Regions from separate parts of the Homo sapiens genome. Here region 2 is linked to region 1. The links are chromatin contacts, found by Hi-C or POLR2A ChIA-PET in ENCODE. All regions are on one chromosome and are shown on one strand. Each heading gives the region's core, a stretch centred on a gene start or an enhancer-like site at or near the end of the contact. The rest is flanking DNA. Distances are from core to core; before and after follow the strand shown.

The links. Hi-C counts contacts between places; a loop is a spot of excess contacts on that map. ChIA-PET counts read pairs that join two places held with the same protein, here RNA polymerase II (POLR2A). Pooled maps may share reads with other maps.
Region 2: a pooled map shows a loop between it and region 1 (9-fold over the local background). The contact joins the promoter of PRPSAP2 here to the promoter of FOXO3B in region 1. A Hi-C loop is called at or near these places in 1 of 37 single-sample maps with no recorded cell type and 9 of 50 pooled maps. POLR2A ChIA-PET finds 5 or more read pairs at or near these places in 3 of 52 experiments (Caco-2, HEK293 and HepG2).

The regions. Positions count from the first base shown.
Region 1 is chr17:18,678,742-18,686,556 of GRCh38, forward strand. It overlaps FOXO3B (forkhead box O3B), which reads right to left and starts at 3,573. Exons shown (of 4, transcript NM_001368135.1): 1 at 3,463-3,573; 2 at 2,874-3,105; 3 at 2,000-2,088. The coding sequence starts at 2,910. It also overlaps the pseudogene ZNF286B. RefSeq lists an enhancer at 3,063-3,568.
Region 2 is chr17:18,852,264-18,860,078 of GRCh38, forward strand. PRPSAP2 (phosphoribosyl pyrophosphate synthetase associated protein 2) reads left to right here and starts at 5,868. Exons shown (of 12, transcript NM_002767.4): 1 at 5,868-5,998. RefSeq lists enhancers at 3,719-4,219, 3,738-3,787, 3,808-3,867, 5,647-6,219 and a silencer at 5,966-6,325.

The sequences.
Region 1 (7,815 bases), core at 2,323-4,822:
GTGCCCTAATTTTCCCCTAGCTACTATGCCTGGCCACTTTGAATCTGTGTAGCTCAGGTAGTACTGACGCCATCTCTGACTCACGGGTGGGATGTTTGTGCGTGCACGTGAATGTGTGTGTGTGTAGGTATATTCTATAAAGAATTACACTTAAATTTGGCCAATATCTCATCCAGGAATGGGCCTAATACCCCATTAGAGTCAATCCCAGCACTTCTGCAAGAATGACTAGAAGAGAATCTGCCCTTTTTCTCTGGCCTTCAACACAGGAAGATGTAAGCCTAAACTCGTTAGAGGCCAACACTAGGAGAAAAACTTGTTTGGCCATAAAACCCATGGAGAGCAAAGGTCAGTAAAATGAAGAATTAGGTTTTAACATTCTTGTTTGAGCCCTATATGTAGCCAGACCTAGATTTTTCAGTTTGTTAGTCAATAGTTACTTCTTTTCACTTAGACCCATTTGAATTGATTTTATCCGCTGCAACTTAAAGCTTCTTGACTAATAAAGTCTTCAAGACTAATGTAAGACAGTTGAGAAGCCAATGGAGACAGGCAAGTACATAAAGGAAGTGACTTTTACAAACACTATGAATGTGCAGTATCTACTTTTTACACTTTGGATTACAGAAGCAAAGAGAAAGGCTGATTGAGGAATCTCTGGGTTGTGGTATGCCACACACATCATGGAAAGCTCCTTTTTTCCTCCTCAACTTTTTTTTTTTTTTTTTGAGACAGTTTCACTCTCACCCAGGCTGGAGTGCAGTAGCCCTATCTGGGCTCACTGCAACCTCTGCCTCCTGGGTTCAAGTGATTCTCATGCCTCAGTCTACGGAGTGGCTGGGATTACAAGTGCGCGCCACCACGCCCAGCTAATTTTTGTATTTTAAGTAAAGACGAGGTTTCACCATGTTGGTCAGGCTGGTCTTGAACTCCTGACCTCAGGTGATCTGCCCGCCTTAGCCTCTCAAAGTGCTGGGATTACAGGCATGAGCCACCGTGCCCAGCCCTAACTTCTTTTAATAAAAGTTTCAAACATACAAAAGTTGAAAGATGAATGCAATAATCACTGATATAGTACAATCACCGCCTAAATTCAAAAATTCTTTTTTTTTTTTTTGAGACAGAGTTTCCCTCATTGCCCAGGCCGGAATGCAGTGGTGCGATCTCGGCTTACTGCAACCTCCACCTCCTAGGTTCAAGTGATTCTCCTGCCTCAGCCTCCAGACTAGCTGGGACTACAGGTGCGTGCCACCATGCCTGGCTAATTTTTTGTGTTTTTAGTAGAGACGAGGTTTCACCGTGTTAGCCAGGATGGTCTCAATCTCCTGACCTAGTCATCTACCTGCCTTGGCCTCCCAAAGTGCTGGAATTACGGGCATGAGCCACCACGCCCAGCCAAACATTCGTAATATTTGTCATATTTACCTTTTGGGAGAGAGGGGCCAACAATATAAAAGTAAGTTGCAGGCATGATCATACCTTAGCTTTCGTCATCTCAGAGGGCTGGATTCTAACTGTAACTCTTTAAATTACGCCTTCATAGGCTTTCCTTTTCCAGTGTTTCTTTGAACTATGTGAGTATTTATTATTTTTACAATCACTTCAGCATTTAAGTGCTTTCTTAGATTGCCACTTAAAGTCACATACATGCTGTTTCCTCTAGAGAAACAAGTTTTAAGAGGTATGTGCCACATTATATTTAAAATAGTTTCTCACATTACCAAGCACAGAAATGAGCATAGGAGGCTAAGAAAGGGAAATGCTGCTTACCTATCTGTTGAGGGACAATAAACACTAAATAGGGAAGAAATCCATCCAGTGTTATAAGTAGAAAACATTTTCTTCTGAGTCCATTAGTCTCCTGACTAGTCTCTTAGATTTAGAACTCAGCTCTGCAGATGGGCTTTAGTGGATAAAGAAACTCCACATCACAAAGAAGGGAGTGCATCTGTACTCTAAGAAACAAGGTGTAATTCCAATAATCAGCAGACTCACTCACCTGGGATCTGGCCGTGAGGCGCAGAGCAGCCACTTCTCCCTCTTCTGTGCTCTTCTCTTGGAAATGGGGAGAATCCTGGGAAGACAGAACTAACGACAAGAAAGCAGTAATGATGAGACCTAGGCTTAATGTGCCACTCAGATTTAAAGTCTAAAAACCGCTTCAACATACTATATGTGCTGCCTACAAACACTGAGACTGAAGGTACCCCCAAAACAACCGACCTCCTCCCAGGACCCTCTTCCCGGGATATGCGGGAATATTGCTACTCTGGGCTCGAATTCAGTTGCTATAATCATAACACATTCTGTAAGATGGCATCCTCTGATCTAGAAATTAGAATATGTCAGTAAATTTCCCAGCTTAATCTATACTCGTTGGTTCTCACTCTGAAAGCTTATTTATAATGTAGATTGCTGGACCCCACCTCAAAGTAATAAGCATTAGTTGAGCCTGGGGTACAATCCAGAAATCTAACAACCACCCCAGGGGGAATTCTGGTGTAGGAGGTCACAGCACAACCTTCACGAAACTGGTCAGGTAGAATGGAAGTCAGTCATTAACTACTACGCCTGTTTTCTCCTATGTAAAACAAAACATTTTTGACAACCAAAGAGGTGAATTCTTGCCATAGAAGTTAACATTTCACTCACATTTTGGGGGTAGCTTTGAAGGGTCCACTGTGTGCCCAGCTGCCATGGAAAGGGCGGTGCTCCCATACCAAGCTCTTCAGTCTCACTTAAAAAGCCCATCCATCCCCAAGACAATGGAGACAGCCAGCCAAGAGCCACCTCCCCTGAGCCAACCGTTTTCCCTTCAGGAGCAGGAATTTCGTCCTTCCACGCTACAAGTTCAACACGTCCGCAATTCTCACCTCCTTTCTCAGGCATTTCAGCCAAATCTGTCTCCATGATCACCACCTCCTCCTTGTTCTGGAGATTCTGCTCTTCACCCCAATTCAGATCTCCCTGGCCAGACGAGTTAGAAGCCCCCCGGGCCTCGTGGTCCCACTTCCTGCCTTCCCTCCTGGGCTCTGATGAAAGGCCTGGGTTAGATCGGGTCTCTTTCTCACCGTGGAGTCTGCCTCAGTCCTACGGCGCTGGAGCCTGGAAGCCCGGGGACAGCATCCCTGAGGCTGGGTCCTCAGATGTCTGTCCCTACCGCTTGAAGCTGTCCCTGGGGGAACCGGGCGCCTGGAAGAGGTGACGCTGGGGCATCAGGAGTTTGGACAAATTCTGCCGCGCTCGGGGCACTGGCCCAGGACCCCGCGACCACCCCGCCCGTGGCACAACCGCGTCCCCCGAGGAGAGGATCAGGCCAGAGTGAGAAGGGACAGGGCTCATGGTCTGCCCTCGAGGCCCCTTTAACAAACGCGCACTCTAGCCCCGACTCGGCACAGAACGACCCGGGGAACTACCGCCGAGGCCGAGCCGAGACGAGAGACATCACCACAAGCAACTCACCTCCCATCCCGGGCCTCACAAAGGGGACGAACTTCTTTGGCCAGCTCGGAGTCGCGCATGAGTAAGAAGGAGCGGAGCCAGGCGTGCTGCTCTCATTCCGCCCGGAACTACAATTCCCAGAAGCGCCTTGGCATCGCCAGACTCCGGTTCTCCGCAGGTGGGAGCACCCATGGTGAGGTTGGGAGAATCGGCCGATCGAAGAGCTCCGTCCGTCTCGCGAGAGTATGAGGCAGCATCTCCTGTGTCTAATCCTCAGGGCAAGGGAGGGAGGGAGCAGCGGAGACGCGGACCGGAGTCAGGGTCCGTCCCCGCGCTTTGTCTGCACAAGTTCCTGTGGCACAGTGCTTAGGGCTGCTGAGTTCAACCCAAATTACTCCGGTGTAAGATACGTTAAAATACATAGCTTTTATCCATATTTTGTGCGCCCAGAACTCATCCTTTTGCTTTCAAAACATACGAAGGATGTTTTTAGGAAGAGCAGGTCCCTCTTTGTACACTCAGTCAGATGTTCCTGTATCCACAGACTACTTGTAATCCTAAAATTCATGTATTTAAAACGAGTTGAAAAGATTGAACCTGTTGTAACAAATTTAAGCAATAGGTTCTTTGCAGACATAAGCATTAGTTTAAACGTAGCATAAAAGGTGGTTCTTTCAAGGGAGGGTTATTCAGTCTCTCCAATTCTGTTAGAGGACTAACCCATCCACCTCCAGCTTCGTGTCTAGACTGCCCTCCTTTTCTCAGTGAATGACATTACTGCCCACTCACTCATTTGCACAAACCAGAGCCTGAATATTCTTAACTCTTTGATCTCACCATCTATTTATCACCAAGTCCTATTCATTATATCTTAAATAACTCAATTGTTTCCATCTTTCTCTATTCCCAGTAGCATTACCTTAGTTGGGGCCACCACCATTTCACTAGGATTGCCGTTGCAGCCTGGTAACTGGATTCCCTAACTAAGGTTTTCTCTACCACCAATCTGTTCTCGACACTTTCTGGCTAGTGCTCTTTCTAAAACAAGAATATGCTATTACTTTAGTGCTTCAAACCGTTCAGTGGCTTTTAGAAACTTCAAGGAAAGATGATTTCCAGCTCCCAGAAGGGATTTGTAACTCCCGTTATCTCAGCCACCTGGTAGTTACACCTTTGTGCAATCCCCTCTTGTGTATGGACTGGGACTTGCTTCTAACCAATACAGTGCAATAAAGGTGACATAAAAGTCTAACGTGTGTCTTGCTAGGAGACTCCTCTCTTGCTGGCTTTGATGAAGTGGTGGTGATGTTGGGGAGGCCCATATGACAAGGAACTGAGGATGGCCTCCAGCCAATAGCCTGCAAGAACCGAAGGCCCTTGGTCCCACAACCTGCAAGGAGCTGAACCCTTTGGACAGCTCTGTGTGCTTGGAAGTGAATCATTCTTTGTAGAGCCTTCCCATGAGAACCCTGTCTTGCCTGACATCTTGATAGCTGGCTGCAAAGGACTCACTTAAGCTGTGCTCAGACTCTCACCCATAGAAACTATGAGATAATAAACGTGTGCTATTTTGGACCACTGAGTATGTGGTCATATTGTTATGCAGGAAAATTTAATTCCACTTTCTAACATAAAAGAGGATCTTCTTTGTCAAAATCCAATCTGGGAATTGTCTGGAAGAGGGAAAATTGTTGGATTGAGCAACTATTGAAAAGTTGATTTGAAACCCACAGGAAGACAAATGGCTACAGTTGGTCCTAGGAGGTGTGTGGCCTGTACACGTACTTTTAAAAAGCTATCCTAAGAATGATAAAGGAGGATACAGGAAATATCAAGCAAGAACTTGTCATAAAAATAAAAACAACGAAACTGTGTGTCAAAATATGATGGTTAATACTAGATTGGATAGCAGAATGTGTAAAATTGAAAAGTGAATATCTAGAATATTCTAGTGAAGCTGCAATATCAGGCTAGGGAACTCTACACTTCCAGAAGATATCAGGAAGGGAGAAAAAGTTGAAAAATACGAAAGAAATATTAAGCAGTATGGAGCCTGACTAGACTTTATGAGAATCCAGAAGGAAAGAAAAACAGAGAGGAGGAACTATTTTAAGAAATAATCAAGAATTATGGAAAAATAAAAAATTAAAGACTTCATAGTGAAATTATTCATAGAGAGTCAAACAAAATTATGAAAAGACACCACATATTACGGTGAAATCTAACGAAGAAATTCTAAAGCCTTCCAGAAACAAAACATAGATCACCTACAAAAGAAAACAATCACAATTAAAAAAAATCCTCAGTGTTAAAAACAGTGCCTGGAATAGTACCAGGTAGTGTCAGATCTCCATCAGCCCGGACAGTGGGAACTAACTGGTGCATTCCCCACACTTACCTTCCAGTGGGTTGCTGATGAGAGAACCTGAAAAAACCTAAACCTCGGCCGGGTGCAGTGGCTCACGCCTGTAATCCCAGCACTTTGGGAGGCTGAGGCGGGCGGATCACAAGGTCAGGAGATCGAGACCATCCTGGCTAACATGGTGAAACCCCGTCTCTACTAAAAATACAAAATATTAGCCGGGCGTGGTGGCAGGCGCCTGTAGTCCCAGCTACTCGGAAGGCTGAGGCAGGAGAATGGCGTGAACCCGGGAGGCAGAGCTTGCAGTGAGCTGAGATCGCGCCACTGCACTCCAGCCTGGGGACAGAGTGAGACCCCGTCTCAAAAAAAAAAAAACAAAAAAAAAAACCCTACACCTCTACAGCAGGTCGAATTCATGACCTGAAGCTGAATACTTCCAGCATATTTTTCCCAGTAGATAGGAATAAAGTATCTTTGCAGTGCTCTGTTCCCTCCGTCTCCCCAAACATCTGACACCCTAAAAGCCATCCAGCAGCTATGGAGCCTGAGCGACACGTTGATTTGTGTTGTCACCTGACCAAGCCTAAAGACCTCCAGCTCAGTCCCCGACCTTCATCCCACCCCCCAGATGATAAAATTCAGACCTCTTTCCTGAAAGGCAGAGGTTAAACATTCAGGACTGTTTCTGGCCGAGGACTTCTTCCAATTAAAACCCCCACCGTGGGCTGTCTCCCCTCATTTCATTTTTCTAAAGGGGCAGAGGCCTCTTTTGGAAAATAATAAAATTCAATGTGTGTGATTTACTTTTCTGATCTCTTTGAGAAATACAGGAATATAAAAGTATGTTCTTAATTCCAGAACACTCTTTTTGCATAAATACCTCATTGGGCAGCTTTCTAACTGTGATTTTCCTGAGTCTCCCTTCGTTGGATCTGCCGGAAGACGAGTCAGGGAACCTTTAGTGAGGGTACTTCTTCCTATTTTTCTTCTGTTTTTGGAGGCATACACATTATGCATAACCAAAACAATGGCTCAATTGTGTTTAACTTTGTATTTTGATTGTTGAGAAGAATAAAAGGTATCAACGTGAAAAAAAAAAACAGTGCCTGGCATTTTGTGGCTTCTCAACAAATAATAATTAAATAAATAAATCTGATTTGTCAATAGCAGGACTGGTTACAAGAAGAAAATGTAATATTGATAAATAATATTTGTACATATTTATGGGGTACATGTGATATTTTGATACATGCATAGTACATATAATAATCAAGTCAGGGCATTTGGGATATCCATCACCTTCAACATTTATCATTTCTTTGTGTTGGGGAAATTTGAAATGTTCTTTTCTAGTGATTTTAAAATATACAATATATTGTTGTTAACTGCGTTATTAAAGATTCTTATTCTTTCTATCTAACTGTGTGTTTGTACCTGTTAATCAACCCCTTTTCATCACCCTCCACACCCTTCCCAGCCTCTGGTAATCATCATTCTATTCTCTACCTCCATAAGATGAACTTTGTTGGCTGCCACATGTGACTGAGAACATGCAGTACTTGTCTTTTTATGCCTGGCTTATTTCACTTAACATGATGACCTTCAGTTACATCCATCTTGCTGCAAATGATAGTATTTCATTTTTTATTATGGCCAAATAGTGTTGCATTATGTATATATACCACATTTTCTTTATCCAGTCATCCATTGATGGACACTTAAGTTGCTATTGTGAATATGGCTGCAATAAACATGGAAGTGCAGGTATCCCTGTGATATACTCATTTCCTTTCCTTTGGATAAACACTCAGTCATGGGATTGCTGAATCATATGGTAGTTCTATTTTCAGTTTTTAGGCCGGGTGTGGTGGCTCACGCCTATAATCCCAGCATTTTGGGAGGTTAAGATGGGTGGATCACTTGAGGTCACGAGTTCAAGACCAGCCTGGCCAATATGGTGAAACTCCATCTCTACTAAAAATACAAAAAAGAAAACATTGGCCAGGTGCAGT
Region 2 (7,815 bases), core at 4,618-7,117, 180 kb after region 1:
ACCTACCTAGTATAGCTTATTGGATACTAAAGCAGGACTTTGTTAAACTCTTAGCATGCAGTGGATCATCTACTATGGTCACTGTATGAGGTGGGTGCTTTGCCATTCCCAGCTGTAGCCCCAACCCTCAGCACTGGGCCTGGCATGAGTTAAGTACTTTATTGATATTTGTTGAGTAAATGAATGGAGGTAAAAGTCAGCTAGCAAGGCAGCCAGGGTAGCTACAGGCAGCCTGATTTGGACAAGTAATTTTATTTTATTTTTAATTTATTTATTTATTTTGAATCTCTGAAAGAGTTTCACTTTTGTCGCCCAGGCTGGAGTGCAATGGTGTGATCTTGGCTCACTGCAACCTCTGCCTCTTGGGTTCAAGCGATTCTCCTGCCTCAGCCTCCTCAGTAGCTGGGATTACAGGTGCCTGCCACAACGCCTGGCTAATTTTCTTGTATTTTTAGTAGAGATGGGGTTTCCCCATGTCAGCCAGGCTGGTCTTGAACTCCTGACCCCAGGTGATCTGCCTGCCTCGGCCTCCCAAAGTGCTGGGATTACAGGTGTGAGCCACCACACCTGGCCCGTGGACAAGTAATTTTAAAAGCCCAGAAAACATTGACTATTCACTTGGACAAGCTAAAAATAATGGATGGTGCCTGGTGTTGGTGAAGATGAAGAGACATGGATGCTCTTCCACCTTCCTGGTGAGACTGTAAATTGGTACAAAATTTCAGGGAACAAAATTTTAAAAGGGCATATCCTTTGACCAAACAAGCTTACCTCTAGAAATTTAACGTGAGGAAATACTTGGGCAAAGGTAGAAAGACAGGTTATGTATTAATAGTAAAAAGTGCCCAGAATGAGGGATTAGTTAAGAGAAAATAATGGTTCATCCATATCACAATAGCTCATAATCGCTGCGGTTAATAGAAAGTGGTAGTCAACTGTGTGCCAGATAACTCAAGTGGTCATCAAGATTCCCCTATGACATAGATGCTGTTATTATTCCTATTTTGTAGATGAGGAAACAGGTATAGAGAGGTTAAGAAACTTGTTGAGGTCACACAGCTGGTGAGGAGAGAAGGAATTTGGATCTAGGCGCTGGTTCCCAAGACTACAGTCTTTCATTCACAGCTCATATCATGATGATGTCGACCTGAATTCATCAACATGGAATCATGCCTGCAATAAATTGTTACAGGGAAAAGGCATATTGGAAAATTCCAAGAGTGGCTACCTCTCCACATGGGATAATGGCAAATATCTTTTTAATTTTTTCTTCTTTCTCATTTGAATTTTTCTTACAATGTGTAAATATTATTATGCTTACAAAAGACAATGAAGTTCTTAGTCCCAGCTGCTGGGGAGCTGAGGCAGGAGAACCGCTTGAACCCAGGAGGCAGAGGTTGCAGTGATCCAAGATCGCGCCACGGCACTCAAGCCTGGATGACAGAGTGAGACTCAGCCTCGGGAAAAAAAAAAAAGACAATGAAGTTCCTTTCATTTTGGGGGAAAATAGAAAAAGGAGAAAAGAGGACGGGCACAGTGGCTCATGCCTGTATTCCCAGCACTCTGGGAGGCCGAGATGGGTGGATCACTTGAGGTCAGGAGTTCGAGACCAGCCTGGCCAACATGGCAAAACTCCATCTCTAGTAAAATTACAAAAATTAGCCGGGTGTGGTGGCATGCACCTGTAGTCCTAGCTACTTGGGAGGCTGAGGCAGGAGAATAGCTTGAACCCGGGAGGGTGGAGGTTGCAGTGAGTCAAGATTGCGCCACTGTACTCCAGTCTGGACAACAGAGCAAGGCTCCATCTCAAAAAAAGAAAAAAGAAAAGAAAAAGGAAAAAAGCTGGAGGATGCAGGAAAGGACTCTATAGGAACTTCCAAGGCCTCCTTGGCTGGTGACCTGGCTTTGGCCTCCGCTGCCTCCTACAGCCAGGCAAGCTGCCATCCTCTTCCACTGGGGAAAAAGGGGTGCCTTGTTTTTCTTCCCTGATAGCCAGACAGGCGAGAGCAGAGAGGCAGCTGCAAAAGCTTCCTCGGTGCCTCATACTCATGGACTCCATCTAAAAGTAACTCCTCACCCCCAACCATCATATGGCTGCTAATATTAGTGCTCATTTTTCCACTGAGGAAACAGAAACTTAGAGAGGTGGATCTGTCCAGGGTCATTTCCACAATGAGGACAGGAGGCAGGAAGCAGGCTCCATCCTAGTGATGGACACCTAAGTCCCTGTTTTTTCATTTGCACAACCATTTGAAGGAGAATCCTGTGTTTTTTGTTACACCATACTGCTCAAAAATTTCTATCAAACTATAGCAAAGATTCCTTTCCTTCCTTTAAAAAATGTTGAAGGGAAATGTCTTAGACTTGAGTATCTTGATTTATAGTCGATATACAGCAGTTTAGCCCTTGAATATGGCCAATGACGTGTTGCAGCAAGCTGAGCACTTCTATTACATGCAAAGACTCTGACTGCAAACATCCAAGTGGGCAAGGGATTATCAAGTTTAGCAATGGACTAACCAAAAACTGCATTCGTGTGGAACTGACCACAAGCTTTACATTATGCTTTTGCTCCTTTCTTGCTCATTACCCATTGTATAACAAAATATGCCCAGACTTGGGCTTTAATAAAAAATTTCTTAGCTCTCAATTTTTTGTGGTTTGATTGGTCTTAGCTAGGTGGCTCTTGCTTAGGGTCTTTCATAAAGTTGCAGTCAGGTGGTGGCTGGGGCTGCAGTCACCTGGTGGGTCAGCTTGGCTGAACACCTACCATGGCACACTCCTATGGCCTAAACCCCAAGGATAAAGAGAATGAGAGTTTTGACATCAGCCTACAAGGGATTTCAATAGTCCTTGGAGAATGGATGGCGGATGGAAGAGTGGTATTGCTATAACAGAACAAATGAAACTACAAACTAAGTGCCTGCAGTGCGGGAAACTATTGAGGAGCAAGCCACCCCACTGCAGAACCCTGGACGCGGTGATACACTGGAGCTAGCTCATTCTGGTTAATGAGAGTGGATTTTTTAAAAAATTCAAGGCCAGGTGTGGTGGCTCATGACTGCAATCCCAGCGTTTTGGAGGTCGAGGCGGGAGGATCACTTGAGCCCAGTTCGAGGCGGCAGTGAGCTATGATTGCACCACTGCACTCCAGCCTGGGCAACAGAGCAAGACTCTGTCTCTTAGAAAAGTTTTTTTTTTTCCAGTAATATTATTCTTGTATGGTGCAAACACTATATAATGCTGCGCTACTGCCCATTTTCTTTCCAGAAAGGATAAGGCACTCAATTTTCCAGACATTTCTTGAGTACCATACTTGTGCCAGGCCCTGGGAAACAGTGATCAGCAGGAGGGACGAAGAGCCCACCCTCATGGGGCTTACAGTGTACAGGGGCTGAGGTGGTGATATTTGTCAAATAACCACCCAAACACTTAATTAGAAATCGTGATAAGCCCAATGAAAGAAAAATACATGAAACAGTTTTATTTGGGAAGGGAGTGGTTTAGGGAAGACTCGAAAGTGACAATGGAGCTATCAAGTTCAAGAAGGAGTTAGTAGGGGAGGAGGCTGCAGGAAGAAGTGCACGCCTGGAGGCAGGAACAGCATGTGTCCCGGTAGTTCAGGGTGGCGGGCCCAGGCGGGTGAGAAAGGGCAATGGAGAAGGAAGGAGAGGAGACCGTGCAGACACTGCAAGTGCCAGAAACCCGATCCACACTGGCTTCAGAGGGTGGAGGGGAGGTTCTTCTTGGCTTCCATAATAGAAATGTCCAGGGACCTACCGACTTCAGATTCAGCGCAAACTCATCTGGGCCCGGTCTGTATCCCTCCCTCTCTTTTCTCTCAGCACTTTCCTCAGGCGGTTCCCCTCCTGGCATCCCAGCAGCTGCAGCATCAGCAGGAGAGAGTAAGCCTCTCCAGTCCCGGCGCAGGGATGGAGACGGTGTTTCGTGGGCTCCGATTGGCTCAGTAGCCTATCTTTGGAGCGAATCAGCGAGCGGAGAGGGATGAACTTCTCTGACTGGCCAGATCCAGTCACATGCCAACATGTGACGCGTGGAATCTACGCCAGCCACAGCAGAGAGGTGGGGGTTGTGACCGGAGTTAGATGCCAGCGCAGAAGGGACGTGAGCCCAGCCGAGGTACCGCTGAAGAGGAATCAATTTTGGTATGCAGATAATCACTGGGCTCATGGGTCTTGCTCTTTACAAAGAGGTATGTCCCTGTAAAGTTGTCAGGCAAAGGAAATGTTTCAAACGACTCCATTTCACGAAGTCTCACCTAATTTACAATTCGTTAGTTGAGATGCTTGTATTCTTCGTTTCTAAAATAAGACGTTGAACCATAAAGACTCTAGCTAGCTCTGCAACCTCTGATGAATATTTCATGCCTCATTATTGTGAAAAATCCAAAGCAGAATTGGAGAGAAGATGTGGTATAGGGATTAGGTAAGTGAAGACTGGTGCAAAGCCTCCTGGGTCGAAATTCTGTCCACTGCTTTGTCATTGGAAAAGTTATTTAACGTCGTCGTCTCAGTTCCCACAACTATTAAAATGGAGAGGATAACAACACCTACCTTATGCTCTTGTGAGGATTAAATAAGTTACCGTTAATATATGTAAAGCACTTAAAAGAGGACCATGTGTTTGCTATTATTATGTTATACATACAATAAAGAGTAAACATTACCTAAGTTATAAAGAACTTAGGCAATGGATACCAAAAGTACTAATTCCTTTATAATAAAAGAAAAAAAGGCGACAAGGCAAATAACGATAATAACTGATAATGGCTGGGCGCGATGGCTCACGCCTGTAACCCCAGGACTTTAGGAGGCGGAGGCGGGCGGATCACTTGAGGTCAGGAGTTTGAGAACAGCCTGGCCAACATGGTGAAACCCTGTCTCTACTAAAAATACAAAAAATTAGTCGGGCGTGGTGGCGCACACCTGTAATCCCAGCTACTCGGGAGGCTGAGACAGGAGAATCGCTTGAACCCGGGAGACGAAGTTTGCAGTGAGCTGAGATCGCGCCGATGCACTCTAGCCTGGACAACAGAGCGAAACTCCGTCTCAAAACAAAAAACTAACAAACGAACAAAAAACTGATCATTTATTATACACCCAGAACTGTGCTTTTAGCACAGTTTTGTTTTGTTTTGTTTTGTTTTTGAGATGGACTCTTGCTCTGTCACCCAGGCTGGAGAGCAGTGGCGCGATCTCGGCTCACTGCAACCTCTGCCTCCCGGGTTCAAGCGATTCTCCTGCCTCAGCCTCCTGAGTAGCTGGGATTACAGGCGCGCACCACCACGCCTGGCTAATTTTTTTTTTTTGTATTTTTAGTAGAGATGGGGGTTTCACCATGTTGGTCAGGCTGGTCTCGAACTCCTGACCTCGTGATCCGCCCGCCTCAGCCTCGCAAAGTGCTGGAATTACAGGCGTGAACCACCGCGTCTGGCCGTATTGTCTCATTTAATCCTCACAACAGTCTTATGGAATGGGTGCTGCTATCTTTGTTTTTCAGATGAGGAAACAAGCTCAGAGGGTTGAAATGACTTGTCCAAGGTTACAGGCCAGTGGAGGCTTGAACCCAGGTATTTGTAATTCCAAATGTCATACTCTGTCCACATTCATTCCTTGTAACCTGCCTGGGCTGTCACAGTTGGTGTGGGGCTAGCAGCTCCCCAGGGACCAAAACAGGCGCATCCCCGCCCACCGCCCCGCCCATCGTGCCAGCCCGACTCCACCCCTGTGGCTACACCCACTGCCCCGCGCCTTACCCACTGGTGGGCCACGCCCACAGCCCCCAGCTAGGTGCCTCCGCTGTCCGGGCTCTAGTCCCGCCCTCGCCCCTCCCCGCCCACCGGCCTCGCAGTCACCGCGGACGCCAATCTTGTGCATGGAGTCGCCATTTTGCTCCTAGAGAGGCCGCCAGGAGACCCGGCGCTTTCTTCCTTCTGCAGCTGAGGCTGCGGCGGGGCCGGGGCTGGGGTCGGGGCCAGGTAGGCGGGCGGGAGCCAGTGGCGAGCGGCAGCGAGGGCTGGCTGGCTCCGGCATTGCGGGGCGCAGGTGCAAGGGGCGGGGAGCCCGCGGCGCCGGCAGGCGGACGGGTCGGGGTCCCTGGGTGGTGGCTGCTTGGGGGCTCACTGGGGCGATCTCGCGCCCGCGGCCCTTCCATTTTTCCCTCCCTTCTTCCTCTCCCGCCAGGGGTCGGCGGGGGCGGGGGACGGGCGTCCGGTGCCTGGGCTCTCTCCTCTCCCTGAGGCGCCGCTGGGGAGTCGAACCCTGATGATGGGACCTGTGGTGAGCAGCCCTGAAAGCAAGCCCAGACCCAGCCATTCTCCGTCCCTAAGCTGACACGGAGCCCCTGATTTTAATTTACCTGGCTTTGCTAGTTACGAATATATCTCTCACCTCCTAAAGGATGATTTTATCCAACTCAGAACTCACCCCAGCAGAGATTGAGGGGGAACCGTGATGAAATTTTTAAGTATTCTGCTTGATGATAATAATTTTTCTCTTATGTTAATGTTGGCTCCGTTTGGGTGTTTAGCTTTTGAAAGGAGTATGAAAATGCGGAATGGGGCTTTGGGGCTTGAGGTGTGATCTCTAGTGTTTAAAAAATTTAATTGCACAAATAGAAATAATTCACCCACATTATTGAACCCCACTAAAGCATATCCTTTTTGTCCATATTCCTTTCCTGCTGCCCTCGTGTGTACCATTATTACTCAGTTGTGATTTGAGCTCGTTCCACTTAAAGTCATTCATAGATACTTTTGCGTCGTGTTGAATATTTATTGAATTTCTATTCTGTGTTTTACTTAATTACTTTATTATGGAACCTTTACACAGGTCTGGTGTACTTGTTCTTTGAAAAGTCTTATGTTGACCACCATCACTGAGCATATAGCTTTTTCCTTATTTCCTTGGGATAATTACCCGAAGTGGAAATACCGAATCAAACTTCTGTTTTCTTTCTTTGGCACTATTATATAAATTGTTTTCCAAACAAGGCATGTTTACAATAGACATTTTTCAAAATCTGGGTATTTGTCCTATTTTGCTCTCTGTATGCAGAATTCAGCGGGGTGCCAAGTCGTTTTCTGTGTGGGTTGAGAGACAGGCTGTGCAGCCCACTGTTGCATAGGACTAACTACTACAAATCATGCTGAGACCGAGCTATTTTTGCTGCTTAGAGGCTTTGCAGCCTTGAGTAAGTTTCTTCATCTGGAAACCTAGCTTCCCTGTCTAAAATGGGTCTCATTCTAGTGCTTGCTTCACTGGGTTGTCATAAGCATTGTGAACACTCAGATGTTAGGCATGAGTTAACATTGTGTTGGAGAGATAAGCAGAGCCTGGGATCATACAGGAGTGGAAGAGTAATTCGGTTTAGAATTTGCCCTTCAAATTCTCATCAATATTGATATTAAAAACAGATTTCCTTGGAGTGAGGCACATCACTAATAAACATACATAATAAGTTTTTTTATTTTTATTTTTTTTGCAGAGTCTTGCTCTGTCTCCCGGGCTGGAGAGCAGTGGCGCGATCTCAGCTCACTGCAACCTCTGCCTCCCGGGTTCAAGCGATTCTCCTGCCTCAGCCTCCTGAGTAGCTGGGATTACAGGCATGCGCCACCACGCCCGGCTAATTTTTTGTATTTTTAGTAGAGACAGGGTGTCACCACGTTTGTCAGGTTGGTCTCAAACTCCTGACCTTGTGATCTGCCTGCCTTGGCCTCCCAAAGTGCTGGGATTACAAGCGTGAGCCACCATGCCCATCCAATAAACATAAATTTTTATACTTTTTAATTTTTTG